Regions from separate parts of the Homo sapiens genome. Here region 1 is linked to region 2. Evidence: chromatin contacts called from ENCODE Hi-C or POLR2A ChIA-PET data. All regions are on one chromosome and are shown on one strand. Each heading gives the region's core, a stretch centred on a gene start or an enhancer-like site at or near the end of the contact. The rest is flanking DNA. Distances are from core to core; before and after follow the strand shown. Region 1 has its middle 95 kb from the start of LINC01376. Region 2 overlaps LOC105373456 (a long non-coding RNA gene).

Region 1 (2,923 bases), core at 348-2,847, 230 kb before region 2:
CCCGCCCAAATATCATGTCAAATTGTAATCCCCAGTGTTGGAGGTAAGGCCTGGTGGGAGGTGACTGGATCATGGGGACAAATTTCCTCCTTTGGTGCTGTTCTCCTAATAGAGTTCTCATGAGATCTGGTTGTTTAAAAGTGTGTGACCCCTCTCCCCTTCTCTCTCTTACTCTTGCCCTGGCCATGTAAGATGTGCCTGCTTTCCCTTCGCCTTCCACCATGATTGTAAGTTTCCTAAGGCCTCCCCAGCCATGCTTTCTGTACAGCCTTCAGAACCATGTGCCAATTAAACCTCTTTTCTTTATAAATTATCCAGTCTCAGGTATTTCTTTAGAGCAATGCGGGAACAGACAAGTACATTTCCCCAGCCGGGTCTTCTAATGTATCACCACTTCTTGAGAACCTTGTGAAAAGGATTCAACAGTCAAGTGGGCTTAGAAAAAGCTGCATCTTATTTCTTTTGGAAATTTACAACACACCCTGAGAAGTCATATAGGACCAAACCCATCTAAATTTATCTCACAATGTTTTGAATATTGTTGCATGGAAACTTTCCCCTGCTGAATACCTGTTAATATATCATTTAATGAATGTTCAGCAGCTCTCATTTTGTGAAACCCCACATTTTGTGAAACCCTTCTCAGGGCTTCTTAGTGAGGTCAGTTTCTTTGCAGTGCTTTCTGAATGCTGCACGACTTACCATTTATGAAACAAGTGTCACAGATTAACCTCAGTTAATCCTCAAAGCAACTTTGAGGTAGGTACTAGTCATTCAATCACTAATTAATTAAATAATTCATATTTATTAGTTATCTACTATGGGCATGGCACCCAGGACAAGTTTGCTATTATCCCCATTTTATAGATGGAAAAACTGAGGCACAGAAAAGTTAAATAATCTATCCAGAGTGACATGATCTGCAGATGACAGAGCCAGAAACAAATTTCAGCTTCTTTGATTCCCCATCTTCTGTTGTTTTCGCTTTTCTGACTGCAGATAAGTCTGTAACTGTCAGCTTGCCCCAGTATCACTCTAGAAGTTCAGGAGAGGGGTCTTTGCTATAAGCCGAATCTAGATTCCTGCTCTGTCTCATCTTCCCCTGATGTTGTCTCTGCTTTCAGCTCTGAGGGTCTGCAGAGACTCAGAGCCCCGGCCACCTTTGTAGTTCCATACTCTGAAGACAGAGAGCAAGACAGAGGCCTTTGAATTCCTCTGCACTTGGCTGCTTCCTAGAAGAGACTCTCCCAGACACAAAGCTTTGGGACAATCATTCTAAAGGGTGCCCAGGCATGGTGGGCAAGGGTGGGAGGCCTTTGGACCTTGGAGTTTCCTGTGCTGTGGTCTAAGACCTGTTCAGTCAAGTCGAATTGTACCGGAATTGTGGAGTTTGTGTAGCGAGCCCACAGCCAGCTGTTTATTATTTTAAGAACTCTTGGTTGCTGCTCTTAGATATGGGGGTGGAGGGGGGCAAGCCTACTGTGCAGGGCGGCTGCCACATTCTTCTGGGAATGACAATGTTCCTCTGTGTGCTCTGCAGTGACCCCTCGGGCAGAGCTACTGCATTCCAGAACCCTATGCAGCCAGATGAACAGAAACTATTTTATCTCCTCAGTTATTGAAACAGAGTTGAAGATCTAGCAGTTGGACTTCTTTCCCTCATGTAGCCTTTATATAGGGAAGACCCCACTGGGGACTTGGGATTGTGACACTCATGGCTGTATCAGAGTAATAGGTCTGCATGCTCACACTATGCTCTGTGAAGCTCCCTCTTCTTTTCCTCACCTTTCAAAATGTGTCCCTGCTGGGTGCCCTGCAGTATGAATGTCTCAGTGTCCCACTGAAACATCTGTTATTACCCAATCGGGCTCAACACCCCTTCCAGCCATGTCCCAAGACGCTAGCGCTGAGTACTTTCAATGAAACAGAGCAATGTCCTCGAGCTGTAAATGCCTCCCAAAGACAATCGGACAGAACTTCATTGTTTTGGGGAAGAAGGCGCCTCACATAGTGGTCACATTGTGGTTACCAGGGCCTGATGATTAATCCACAGAGAGGATGTGCAGGAGAGAAGAGCTGGCATCATTCCTGTAGACGGAGATTCTTGAAAATTTCATGTCTCCAACTGAACATGTACATCAGAAACACAAGATTCCCATTGTAACAGTTTCTTTGGTGACCTTATTTTTCCATTTGTCAGTTGGCATATATGTAAGTACCTTTTGTCTCTGCCCAGGGATACTGTGTTCCTGAAGTATAAATGTTTTTACTCTTCAAAAATTTACATTGTGCTGACTACAATTATACTTCTAAAGATGCACACATATTGTGCTTTCTAAAATTTCTAAATCAGAAATGAAATATTGGGCAAATGGTGCATGTAGAAATTAACATATTCAGATACTGATCAATATGTATATATTTAGTACAAATATTAAATTCTTTTTAAAATCAAGTTTTCAAAAGCTCTGTGCCCAGATCTTTTGGGGTTACTCTAGGGGTTTCAAGCACTATCTGCCATGATTCTGTCCTCCACGATTCTGTCCTCCACATGATCACCACCGAGTGAAGAGGACTCATAAAGTGAGACAAACACTATACTCATAGGCAAACGCTGTATGAGAGGAGCTGAAACAGAAGAATACAATGATATCTGGTGGATGACAATTCGCTGCTCTGACAATACTGGTACTGGACCTTAGACAACTTCTTTGAGTTTCTGTTCCCTCTTCCAGATAAGTTTGCTCTGAAGAATAAATCATGAGATGTATGTATAACACGCTCTTTCTCAACCAGCCTGATGGAATAGCTGGTTAATAAACATTTGTTTTAGGATGGCATTGTGATTTTGGACTCCTATGAAATATTTTCAAACATAATCTTAGTAACTGTGCCCCTCAGGCCTCTTCGGAACAGCAGTAGC
Region 2 (2,731 bases), core at 13-2,512:
TTGAGTCTCAATTCATGGATCTCATTCATTGAGAATGCTCACTAAAATTCAATAGAGACCTAAAGAATAAATGCCCTGTGTATCCAGCCACTTACCTACTCCCCAAAATCTCCATGCTCCTTCCTATATCTACATATTTACATGTATTGCCCCCAAGTAATTCAAGGCCCATCCAAAAGACTAGCTCCTTCAAAAACTCTATTTGATCCTACTTCACCACTCCCCTCCACCCTACTCTGGCTAGTTTATTTTGAATTACACATAGTTTTATTAAATTATATTATCAGACTGTGAGCTGTTTAAAAGGCCAGAACTATGCCTGATTAAATGCTACATCATCCAGCCTTGTTGCCATCATGGTAACGAGCATAATTCTGAAATGTCATTATGCCTATGCCTATGCCTAGTAAATCATAGGAAGAAAGTACATGCTTGCATAAAGAAAGATGGGTAACGAAATATATCTGAGTTGAATTTTTGTTATATACTTAGTTGTATCTTTGAAGAAAGGTATTATACAAAAGAAAAAATATTACTATCATGAATACAGCAGTTGAGTTTGGTGCATGTAAAATTTTCCCAGCAAAATACTTCTGGAGGTAAATCTTAGGTTGAAAATCTTGGATCTAAAAAGGCTTACCTCCAGCAGAACTTTGCTGGGAACATTTTACATGCACTAAACTCAATTATCTAATTTCATCTTCTCAACAATTCTGAGGAAGTGGTTACTATTCACGTATTACAGATGTGTAAACTGAAACGCAAAGTAGTTAAAATGCTGACTTGGAACTATATCAGTACTCATAAATTTAAATGCTTTGCTTTTCTCTCTGGTACAAGGAGTTAGCTGGAGAGGAAAAGGGCAAATAATATGACACAAGGTGCCAGAAAAGAACCCCTATACCATTATCTGTGCCCCTATCCTGCCCCTGATACGAGAAAACTATCAACTTTATGGAGGGAAGTAGTATGATTCTGTCTTAACCTCTAGCTTTTTCTTTGAGTTTGGGCCCTTCCTTTAAGGAGAGGGCCATGAACTCCCAGAGGTCCAAGAATTCCTCCTGCTCCTGGTCACTAGGCATGTCTTGGAGTAGGGATGATGGTGTATAAAACCCTACTGGCAAAGGAAAAAATATGACTCACGGTAACATGTTGATTTCCATTGGAGCAGCTGGAGAGAAACATGGTTTCTGCCAACATCCACTGACGTCTCTTTGTGCCAACCTCCCAAAATAGAAATCCCTGAGAGAAAACAGGAGCATCCCTCAGAAACACAAGAAGTCTGTCTGGGGTTTAGTTACATATAAAGATTATACACTGAGCATCTAGGCTTCTGCAGGCCCCGCCCTGTGCTGAATTCTCACCAGGACTCCCTTCTTCTGCCCTCAGTCATTCAGCAGCCAACAATGCTCTTGGTGATGGGTTTCTCTTAGAAATGCTTCCCATTCTAGAGAAATAAAGTACCACAAGCATGAAATTGACATTTTGGCAAGTAGTGCCATTTGCCACCTTTCATCTTCCCGCAGGTTTCATTTTATTTAAATTAAGTCTTTCTGGTGAACTGGGGCTATTAACCCACCAAAGTAAATAAGAACTACACACACCAAAGGTAAAACCTTAGGCAGAGACAATGGCATTGCTAGCTTATTTGCTATTCCAAGTGACATTTCCTCAGATGTTTGCCGCCCTGCTGTGCAAACATAGCTACACATGAAATAAAGTAAAAAGAAAAAAAAATTAAACAGCAGTTAGTGGTTGGATGTTATTTCCAGTTTGGAACCACTGACAGGCTAGCTATAGAAAACTCTTCCCTCTGTTATTACAAATAACAGTTTGTGGATGGTGAAAAGAAAACAGAACTGAATTTTCTTTTAACTTCAAGTACAGAAGCTAGTGTGCCTATCATTACCACCACATTACAATACATTATGGGAGAAGGTCATAGTAACTTTAGAGGGGTTATTTCCATCCATGTCTCTCATCCTCTCAAAATTGTTATACTGGGACCAGGCTGATGCCAAATGCAATGCTAAAGAAAACACACCAAGTTGAAGTGAGCTAATTAGAGAGAATAAGACAGAACCAAAAGGTCAATGCATAGGCCCCAATACTGAAACAGGTTTTTTGTTTTGTTTTGTTTTGATTTTTTTTGCCACAATGCACCCTGACAAAGCAGCGCAATAAACATCCCTGCTTCTCCACTTTCAGTTCTCCCTGTGTGCCCACTAATGATTTTCCTTTCTCCAAGGACCTATCCTTTATCTATCCTTTATCCAAGGACCATATTTGCGGTCATTGTCAATATCCATGGAATCAATCTAGCAGCAAATCAAATTCTTCCACCTCTGTCAATTCATAGAATTATGTTACTACCTCCTTGCACTGATGATGATGGTGATGATGATAGAAAATAATATCAATAAAACAGCTAATATTAGCAGTTTTCTACCTACCAGGGAATTTTCTTATTTAAACCACATAACTCTACAAGTTAGTGATTAGGTACTTTCTTTGTATTTTAGTTATGTGTCTAATTGCTGTCTTCAGATGGAATATACATGATGAAGGATCTGAGTTTACATAACCACAACCTTCAACCCTGTCCCTAGGTAGTCCCTAGTCAATGCAATGAAATAGAACAAATGTCCATGGGAGAGACTCACGTGTTTCAGAATACTTGGGGTATGGTGATCATATCTGCTCTAAATAACCAACAAAGATTACATCAAAA

What was found. Hi-C counts contacts between places; a loop is a spot of excess contacts on that map. ChIA-PET counts read pairs that join two places held with the same protein, here RNA polymerase II (POLR2A). Pooled maps may share reads with other maps.
Region 1: a loop to region 2 is called in a map of OCI-LY7, with 2.4 times the contacts of the local background. The contact joins two enhancer-like sites. A Hi-C loop is called at or near these places in 4 of 168 maps with a recorded cell type or tissue (HepG2, IMR-90, OCI-LY7 and 1 more), 1 of 37 single-sample maps with no recorded cell type and 3 of 50 pooled maps. POLR2A ChIA-PET finds 5 or more read pairs at or near these places in 1 of 52 experiments (PC-9).

What each region holds. Positions count from the first base shown.
Region 1 is chr2:19,120,150-19,123,072 of GRCh38, reverse strand. No RefSeq gene overlaps it. Among named protein-coding and RNA genes, the nearest start is that of LINC01376, 95 kb to the right of the region's middle. Within about 2 kb of position 1,597, at least 5 of the 41 ENCODE cell types and tissues checked have a DNase peak (open chromatin) inside an H3K27ac peak, as active enhancers do.
Region 2 is chr2:18,888,651-18,891,381 of GRCh38, reverse strand. All of the region lies in intron 4 of LOC105373456 (a long non-coding RNA gene), which reads right to left. Among named protein-coding and RNA genes, the nearest start is that of LINC01376, 140 kb to the left of the region's middle. Within about 2 kb of position 1,262, at least 2 of the 41 ENCODE cell types and tissues checked have a DNase peak (open chromatin) inside an H3K27ac peak, as active enhancers do.